2 separate regions of the Homo sapiens genome follow, and region 1 is linked to region 2. Evidence: read pairs that join two places in POLR2A ChIA-PET (ENCODE). Cell type or tissue: A673. All regions are shown on one strand. Links, peaks and the distances in the headings refer to the core of each region. The heading gives the core; the rest is flanking DNA.

What was found. ChIA-PET counts read pairs that join two places held together with the same protein. Peaks named below come from ENCODE experiments on the same cell type or tissue, not always from the same donor. Only the 100,000 strongest peaks of a DNase experiment are listed, where the experiment ranks them.
Region 1: POLR2A ChIA-PET joins it to region 2 with 5 read pairs; 1 of 35 experiments calls an interaction of 5 or more read pairs at or near these places.

What each region holds. Positions count from the first base shown.
Region 1 is chr2:141,329,054-141,334,241 of GRCh38, reverse strand. The region is part of intron 3 of LRP1B (LDL receptor related protein 1B); the gene reads left to right. Among named protein-coding and RNA genes, the nearest start is that of MIR7157, 740 kb to the right of the region's middle. In A673, for the core only: no CTCF peak of the experiment used is centred there; a DNase peak (open chromatin) is centred at 2,901.
Region 2 is chr2:140,083,435-140,088,622 of GRCh38, reverse strand. LINC01853 (long intergenic non-protein coding RNA 1853) reads left to right here. Exons shown (of 6, transcript NR_183816.1): 4 at 832-936; 5 at 3,685-3,845. Among named protein-coding and RNA genes, the nearest start is that of LINC01853, 32 kb to the left of the region's middle. In A673, for the core only: a CTCF peak has its summit at 2,767; a DNase peak (open chromatin) is centred at 2,712.

The sequences.
Region 1 (5,188 bases), core at 489-4,488, 1.2 Mb before region 2:
AGTCACTTCCCAACAGGCCCCACGTCCAACACTGAGGATTACAGTTGGACAGGAGATTTGGCTAGGGACACAGAGCCAAACCATATCATTCAGTAATCATGTATGTTCATTCATTCTGTGGGATGTCAAAAGAGAAGCTACAGATAGACAGAAATATATTGTTTTTAGATTAGAGCTTTAAAATTTTTATTTTAGCAGCAAACTTTTCTTTTCATAATAAATCCTCTTTAAGACCCTAGTTTTGGAAAAAAAGAAAACATAAAATAAATTTCTGATGGAGGCCATGGTTTTAAAAAGGAGATCAGGAATGTCATCATTTTAATCCCCTGCATACATATTCACACACTGATACACTCATATCATACACATATGCACACTCTGAGACACTTCTGCAAAAATGTGAAAGAATATACATAAAAAATTCTCTTAGATGACAAAAAATAAAACACAAGACAAAACCTCCACAGGAAAGCAGTTGATAAAATAAATGCTACAGTTGGACTCAGAAGATCTGGATTTATAAGTTGGTCCTAGTAAATTATAGTTGTATGACTTTAAATATTTATCTAACTATTTTAGTTTCACTTTAAAATTTTCAGATGGAGGTGGTGATACCCACCTACATAGCTGCTGTGAATCCTAAATTGAAAGAGCAAACATAATTTGTAAACTACAAAATAGTATACTATTATGAGCTACCATTTTTACTGTTATCAGGACTTGGACAGTATGATTTTTATTTATTTAATAATAATTTTGTGTTGTGAATATTTGAAAACTATGATAAGAAGACATAGTGAAAGATGCATCTATTGGCTACCAATAGTAGCGTCCATGTTCTTTCAATTAATAAAAGAAAAAAGGGAGCTGAAATATGGTAAATCATGGGATCATAATCTCCGATTGCCTAGATGAGGTAAATGATTCTACCATTAAATTAGAAATATCCTAATCCACAAAGTTAGAAGGATAAAATATTTCTATCTTAGTGCCATGGCGTTTATCCCCTATTGAGTAACTACCATGATTCTCAAGCTGAATGTCAGTTGTAGAAAAATGCTGCTCTTAAAGTCATTTGTGTGTTTGGGAATGTTATGTTTTCAAGGATGAATGCTTATACTGTAAAAAATTAGTCTTCATGGGTATACCATTACAAACCTGAAATAGAAATAAAATGTTATATTTGTGGGCTTTTGTTGACTTTGAAAATGTTAAAAAAAGATTTTAAAAAAGTGAAGATTATGGGAAAACACAGATACTCCAAGAGCTGAAAAACAAATTATGCTGCTAAGCAATATGAAAATCAAGGTGATTTGCCTTCTAATGAATCAAAAAGAATGCAATGGAAAGAGAAAATCTGAAGTAAATCTCTGACTTTACTGTGACTTGGTGATTATAGTACCCTGAAACATAATCTTTTTTTTTTTGCATTTTTAAAAGACAGATATGGAATACAAAAAGACTTTCAAGGGGAACATGCAGTAACTGTAACAGTTTCCTTTATATATATATATATAAAAAAATAAGGCAAAACAAAAACAAAAAGGCCACCGTGACCTGATTAAGAAATACTCATCAGAAGTAGCAATGACTTTGACCCATCCATTTTCAAGAAAAAAAAGAATGCTGTGAACAGACAGAACCCAGAACAGTGAGAACATTCTCCTGATCATTTTCAGAACACAGATATTAGCTGAAAACTACTAGGTAATGAACTTTATACAATGCTTTATTTTTTAAAAAAGTCAGGGGCCTTAGATGATGCATATAAAATTCATGCTTTTTTTTTTTTTCAGTTAGATATGGGAGAAGCAATCCCTGTCAGTGAGACATACTGGTGAAAATGTCCATAGCAAATTGGTCATTGAGTAAGCATTACCAATACAGCCAAGAGAAGAGAAGTGAGATTCCAAGATGAGACTGCATTCAAATTTTACAAAATACGTTTCATGATAGGCTAGGTGGTTATAGGCTCATTTTGCAGAAGATAAACTCAGATTCAGAAAAGTAAATTAATTAATGTAACAAGTCATCAGGATTTGTGTTAGGAAATAGGTAGACATAGTTGCATCTGTGAAGTTATATTTGTCCTTAAGGAGTCTGCAGTGTAGTGGAGAAGACAAAAAAAAAAATCAACAATTACAGAATAGCTCCATAGTTGCCAAGATCAGCATATAGGCAAAATGCTAAAAGCATATAGAAGTGGAACAAGTAGATCTGAGTAGCTTGTCTAGGAAGAGTTCACAGAGTAGGATGACCTCTAAGATAATTTTTAAAATATAAATAAAAGTTTGCTAGATGAAGTGAAATCACAATATGAAATAATTCTAGGAAGCTACAAGTAGCAGATGTGGGGTAGAACAAGGGTAATTAGTCTGGGAAGGGGACAGATGTTTGGAGACAATTCTCCATAAACTTTGCACATTTCTTCATATCTCAATCTTAACAGACAATTTGCTCAGATTTATTTATATTCTTCAATATTAAAGGCTAATATCTCCCTTTCCAAAGACATTACAGTACAGTACAAAGAATGCTCCCTATCCTCCCTGGAGAAGATTTGTTTACATTCCTATTAAGACAATATTTCTCTCCAGAAGGGAGAATGATCAGTGTTTTTTAAATTTTAAATTTTAATTTTTTTGCAGTCTCTTTATAAGATTAGAAATTCCCCCTCCCTCCCAAATAAGAAAGAAAGAAAGAAAGAAAGAAAGAAAGAGAAAGAAAGAAAGAAAGAAGGAAAGAAAGAAAGAAAAGAAACAAAGATTAAGAGTTTCCTGAGCTCATGGCTCCTCAGCTGTGACAGACACACTGTATGTACATCTGCCAATTCCCATCTCCATATCAACCCAATGGGACTTGAGGGGAAAGGAGAATTGAATTGAGCAAGAAGCTCATGCTGTCTCCTGTGCTATGACTAATACTTTTTTAAAATTCATTTGAGCTCATTGTCTCCTTACCAGCCTGATCTAAGGAAGTGTGATGAGTCAGATTAGCAGTTACCATCATACTGCTGCTTAGAAACTACTTGACTACTTGACTGACAGTAGGTAAGGATCAGGGATAGGCAGGAGAGAAGGTAAGAGGCTACACGTTAAACCAGCCATCAATGCACCTCTCACACCAATGCCAAAGCAAAGTTGGCTTTTAGCTACCCACGAATATAGTTAGGTAGAACCCTGAACTTACTATAGGGTTTGTCACGCCTGTAATCCCAGCACTTTGGGAGGCCGAGGCGGACGGATCACGAGGTCAGGAGATCGAGACCATCTTGGCTAACACGGTGAAACTCCGTCTCTACTAAAAATAACAACCAAAAAAATTAGCCCGGCGTGGTGGGCGGCAGCTGTAGTCCCAGCTACTTGGGAGACTGAGGCAGGAGAATGGCCTAAGCCTGGGAGGCGGAGCTTGCAGTGAGCCGAGATGGCACCACTGCACTCCAGCCTGGGCGACGGAGCGAGACTCTGTCTCAAAAAAAAAAAAAAAAAAAAAAAGTTTGTTAGCCAAAAAAGTAGAATCCCTGATTATCTTTAAGTGGTCTACAGACCTTCTTGGCCTTGCCAGGAAACCGGCTAATATTGTCAGATCCTTGTTGATAAAACTGAATCTTACAATTACATTGCTTTGCAAACAAGTTGAGTGGAGACTTGAGGAGCTTTCAAAAATATGTTATCTGGAGTTAGGAAAAGAACAAGATATTGTTCTGGTTTTATTGTGTACTAATAAATCAATTACAGAGTTTTGAAATTTTAACACGCAATATGTCTATTCTAAAAGTTGATGTTGAATTCCTTTAATGTTTCAAATTATATTCAATAAAAAGTATCAGTTTTTCATGTGAAACACATATAGAATACTATGATGACCTCATTCTGGTTAATGAGTTGTTAACATGTGAGATCGATTGTCAGATTTGTTTTGTTTTGTTCTAAGATGACTTACTGAAAATTGTATAAACCCCATTAGTCCAGTTTTATATTTTTAAAAATGTAATTGGGACATATAGTTCTGTTGACATATTTGATTTGATTACATCAGTGTGAAGGTATGCTGGTTATTTATAGTACTAAGTTCAAATTTGTGCAATTCTGGAACAAACATTGTTTAATCTTCAAATATTTATGGATGTTTTAGTAACATAATAATGCCCACAACCCTGAGTTTAAGAGTTGATGATTAGTCATTTTGCTCACTATTCAAAATAGAGAATAACCTCACTTAGCTAAGCTTTTTTTTTTTATCTATAATAGTCAGTTTGTAGAAAAATATTAATAGAATCCAGGTGCAATACCATGAGAGGAATCAAATGCGTTGAGCGTAGAGTAGGTAGACACAAATTCAGAGAGAACCTCCTGTTTCTCTATTCAGCATATTTTGTCAGTATATTAGTTGATTCAGCATGATCTTGTCTTTTCTAATAAAATACTTTAAACAAGCAAGAACTCTCAGAATAACCATATATCCAGATGATATTTGTTCCTTCTCCATCCCGATTCATGATACCTCACTTATCTGGAAGTCAGACTTCTGGTATCCTTACCCTAAGCCTCGAACAGATAGATAGAGAGAGAGATAGTTTTTTTTTTTTTTTTTTTTTTGAGACAGAGTCTCGCTCTGTCACCCAGGCTGGAGCGCAGTGGCGCAATCTTGGCTCACTGCAAGCTCCGCCTCCCAGGTTCACGCCATTCTCCTGCCTCAGCCTCCTGAGTAGCTGGGACTACAGGTGCCCGCCACCACACCCGGCTAATTTTTCGTATTTTTAGTAGAGACAGGGTTTCACTGTGTTGGCCAGGATGGTCTCGATCTCCTGACCTCGGGATCCACCAGCCTCGGCCTCCCTTTTTTTTTTTTTTTTGACGGAGTTTTGCTCTTGTCCCCCAGGCTGGATTACAATGGTGCAATCTCAGCTCACTTTGACCTCCTCTTCCCGGTTTTCAGTGATTCTTCTGCCTCAGCCTCTCCAGTAGCTGAGATTACAGGAGCCTGCCACCATACCCAGCTAATTTTTGTAATTTTAGTGGAGACAGGGTTTCACCATGTTGGCCAGGCTGGTCTCGAACTCCTGACCTCAGGTGATCCACCCACCTCGGCCTCCCAAAGTGTTGTGATTACAGGCATAAGCCACTGTGCCTGGTCAGCCTCAAACATTTTAAAACTATTACAAAACCACCAAAACTAAAGTTTTATA
Region 2 (5,188 bases), core at 780-4,779:
TGTCCTGGAAGAACCCTATCCTTTCCCTCATATTCACTCTCTTAGGTAAGGTTCCCCAGTGAAATCATATGGTTACATTTTTTAAATCTGCTGCTACATTTTTAGTGCATGCAGTCCCAGGGGGCAAGAGTGAGGAAGGAATGGAGCAGGGAGGAAAGGAGAGCACATGCCAGAACACAATATTCAAAGGCCACCATTTGGTACAGAGTGTGACTGATTGCTCAAGCTCATAGGGTCAGCATCTGAGATGCTTCAGAAAAGGCTGCTTATGAACGCCATCTCAAGGCCATAGTGCCACTTAAGTAGCAAGTACCACCAGCTTTCAAAACAGAAGCCCAGGAATTTAAAACATCTGTTGTTCTACATTGCTGACACAGTACTAGCAATTTTACAACTGTCTGTTCTCCTGGAAATTAATTTCTCCCAGTTCTCATTTCACAATTTTAAAAATTTTGGCTTTATTTTCTCAACCCATTTTCTGTTTTCCTACATGAATTACCACTAGTTCATATGTCCACTTTCCTTTCTATTTTGATTCATACAGATTGACTTTGTAATTCATTTTTCATGCTCCTCAGCCACCCCAGGTTTGTGCACAGGTTCTTATGACCAGAATGCATGAGTTTCGATGTTCTCGAATTTGCTGGCCGTAGGCAAGGGATATTCTCCCAGTTCCTGTTGTGTTCCAAGATAGAATCTTAAAGATCTCTCTAGATAAGTGACATACTCATACAATATTTTTTACCTACTTGAATTGCATATATATATATATATATATATATATATGTCACTTAGCATTTTATAAATTACTTTCATATATTTTCTTTTTAGACTTCACCATCAATTCATACAGCAGATATCATCATACACAGTCCAGGTATGAAGATCTGGGCTCAGAGAGACTAAGTAAGTGAATTGCCTGAAGACACATTGTTGGTGAGTAACAAAATATGGGGACCTGGAGCAATACTAATTTCACAACCCTATTTACTATCTTCTGGAAAGTAAGAAAAAAAATGGTATGGCTTTGGAAAAAATTGATGAAGTTCCCAGGTGTCAGATTAAAGCACAATATTGGAGAAGGGGAAACTGTTCATCACCCAGTGAAGTGGGTTTGGGGATTAGATCTTTCTCTGTTAGTTATAGCACATTATTCAGGGCAGATACATGTGCCAGACCATGTTGATCAGATAAAGCAGATGACCATTAAAGTTGCCTATCACAGTATGAAATATGACTGTATGTTCTGCTATTCCTATTTAATGGAGAAATGTGAGAAAGCTGTTCCTTGTTGGAAATAAACTCACAAAATAAACAAATAACATTGTATCTATTAACACTAGCAAATGAGAACAGAAAATAGATGACTGAAAATCATACTTTTTAACATAACATATGAATAATGCAAATTCCTTGGGGGTAAAAAAAATTAGCAATCTGTTCATATTGGTTGCCAGAAATTTCTTGAATTTTAAATACGAATACTTCTATTGTGACTATGAAGGCTGACAGAGCTGTATGTCTGAAATTTAATCCAACCAGTGAGGTTAGGATATAAGAGCAGATATTCTGGACTCAAAGTGGGTACTCATCAATACAAATACCATACTGAGGTGTATTAAATATCTCCTTGCCAACTTTTTTCTATGATGTCACTGTGAGCTTTATGCAAGAATATTTGTTACTTTATATTTTAAAAACCTTTAAAATAAATGATACATGGAATAAAAGATTAGCAGTAGTAGATAAATCATCACCATTTGATCATTTATATTTGGTGATGATAGAGTGATAGACTTAATGTCATTCCATGCATGTGAAGCACATTTAAATTATTAGCAACATATCAAGAATTCTGAATGAAACAACACACTTAAATCTGAAGTCTCCTCTCTACTCTCCTTATCATTTAATGCTATGTATATCTGGGCTGTCTAATTACAAACACATCTAGTTAGATGAGAAACTGTTATTTCCAGATGATGCTGTGCAAAATTCTTGGTTAGATTTGGGTTTAAGGTCTAAATGAATGCTATTAGTATATTATGGAGAGTGTCTGATTTGGAATAAAGTATTGATGTACTTTCTAGAAACAGAATTAGTAGGAGCAAAACTTTTCTGTAGGAGATCTGGAATCACTGAGCAGTGAGAAATGTCAAGGTCACATGTCCAGTCAGAATGTGAAGGAGAGAAGGACCATAGAAACAGAAAGCCTGATTCTTTCCTCTGCGTGAACTTGTCCAAGCTACTTCCTAACAACAAGAAAATGGTAGAACCTGAAAAAAAGAAAGTTCGTAAGTCTGAATATCAGGAATGGAATCAAATTAAACATCAAAATGCAGGGTTCACAAAATTATTTTAAATATATATATATATATATTTTTAAGCGAGAAACATTTGTCTGCACTGTTGTGTGTGTATGTTTATGTGTGTGTTTTGCAGTAAGCTGGTAATAAGAAAGAATGAAATCACTTGCTTGACTAAAAGAGTCTGTTAATAAGTAGGGGAGAGAGACATGTTCACTACATGGATAAACATAATATGATGAAAAAAGACCATGTGCAAAAGGAAGGATTAGAAGGGTATCTGTGAGAAAGAATGACAGCCTGATACTAATAAAAAGCATTTATTAAGGAGAGCAATGTCTTTTCTTCAACTTGAGCTGCTGAGTTCAATATTTGCTCTTTCTGACTGTGCTGAAATCAGAATACTAAACTTTTCCCTAGCTAGATAGTTATTAGAGAAACACTGAACTCTACTGGTGAATCTACAATCACCACTTGATGATGGCAAATGGGATTTATAATTAGACTGTGAAATAGATAAGAGGATCTTTAACTATCTTTGAGGAGTACATGGTTGTGCAGACAGGTAAGGCTGTGGTCCTTACCTGTCTTAGACAGGGATCCTGCCTGAGGAAGACTGTTACAGCCAGGACACCTGTCTAGAACAGCTGCTTAGAAGGAAGAGGTTGGAGTAGTGGACTGGGGTGCTGTGTGAGGTTACAATAAGAAAAATGTTTGTTTGTTTGTGATACTCACTGGCCAACCAGAGCAGGCCTTTTCAGTGTTGTTCTGAGTTGTTTTTTATTTCATTTTTAAAGCTTAAAATCCTGTAAGGGACTGCCTAACCTTCCTGATTCATATGTACATGAATAAGTAAGCTCTTGTTAACATGTGTGATACATAGTATTTGACAGTGTTTCCAGGAATTTAGGACACTACTCAGAAGCTTATTAGATATGCTATACTTCATGAAAACACCCAAATTATTTATCATCAACTCTCATGTAACTGGAGAGGAATATTACCGAAAGAAATTAGATTTTCCAGGGTAAGCTGAAATTAATTTATTTGATTTTGAAATATCTTTCTTTTTATTTCCTTTTCTTCCTTTCTTTCCTTTCCTTTTATTTTAATTATCCTTTGAGCAAATATTTTTCCTATAAAAAATGACTCTAAACAGTAACCTTTGGCTACCTCTTCTCAGTACCAGATGACTTACGCACAGTAAATATATTCAGCCAATGATGTGACCAATTATTTTTTTGAAATGTGATTTTTAGAAGGGAAGGCGTTCTCCAGACTGACTGATGGAGATGGACTACCCCTGGTCCAAAATAAGCCACTGGCATCTTCTGCCAGCCCATGGTGCAACTACCTGTTTTCTTTCTTTCTTTTGTAGAGCTCTGTGTCTTCTTGACTAACACATGAGGCCACCTCCTGGGGCTGTTTGAACTGTTTCTGCTGATAGGGGAGGGCATTTCTCCAGCCCTGCTTCTAGACTCCCTCTTAATCTTCAGATGGCCTCTCACCCAGTTGCATGTTGAGTTATCCTTTCAAAAGGTAATTTCACAAAAATGTACAAATATGATCTTTTGTAAGTTATTTGCAATGAATAGGTGAGCCAAAAGCTAAGGTGAAAGACACAGGCTTTGAATGCTAAATCGTATTGAGTTTTAAGGATATATTTTTACAGTGTATGGATTTTTGCTAAGCAGAGATGGTCTCATAGCAAAAGATTAATGTTCCAGACATGGAGATTGCTGAACCCAAACTATCTCAGGAAGAAACTATTTTTCACACATAGCTATCCAGGTTGCCAATTTAGAATGCATTTTTATCTAAACAGAGTATATGTGTGGATATATTTCCTGTAACTTCTGCAACCACAGATATAAATATTTTCTGATTAGTATTTCTGTGGCCAACTTGGTTTCTGACCCTACCTTATCAAGGAATAAGGTTTACATCTCAGTCTGTGACCTACTTTTTTGCCAGGATGGTCACCTGTGGTCTCAATTCTGCTCTCAACCTGCTATAAACATAATTCTGGCCAGAGGTCAGAGATCATAGGCCAGTTTACAAATATTGCATTTATTGTTCTAATTTTTAAACAGTGCATATAGTTATCTGTGTCTAGGAAGAGAAAGAAGAGTAGATGTGACAAGCCAGCTGGGGCAGACAAACTCACCTTGTCAATTACTTGGCAATTTCATGCAGAATAGCTCTTACATCTGATTTTACCTGTATCTTATTTGGAAAACTTTTAACCCAAATTACTGAAAACACTTTCCCTTATTGTAATCAAAATGTAATCTATATGTGTCAAACTGCAAACATTAATATATACTGCTTACCAAATAGAAATAGAACAAGAAATATCAGCAACATTTATTTTTTATTCTTATCAGCACAAAAATTTTTAGTAACTTTCATATTTGCATATTTCTTTATAAATTATATATAGAAACTTGGGTGTAATATTCATCACAAAACATTCTTAAAAATAGAAATTAAAAATGTGAGAAGCTAGCAAATGAAAGAGAAGCTACAATATTTTTTTCTTATACTGATATAGTTTGGATATTGGTTCCTACCCAAATCACATGTTGAATTTAATCCCCAATGCTGGAGGTGGGGTCTGGTGGGAAATGTTTGGGTCATGGGGGCAGATCCCTCATGGCTTCATGCTGCCTTCCTGATAGTGAGTTCTCTTGTGAGATCTGGTCATTTAAAAGTGTGTGACAACTCCCCCATTCCCCCAACTCTCTCTCATTCCTGTTCTTACCATATGAGATACCTATTCTTCTGCTTTGCCTCCAGCAGTGATTGTAAGCTTCCTCAGGCCCTTCAGAAACAGATGCTGCTATGCTTCCTGTATAGCCTGCAGAACCATGAGCCAATTA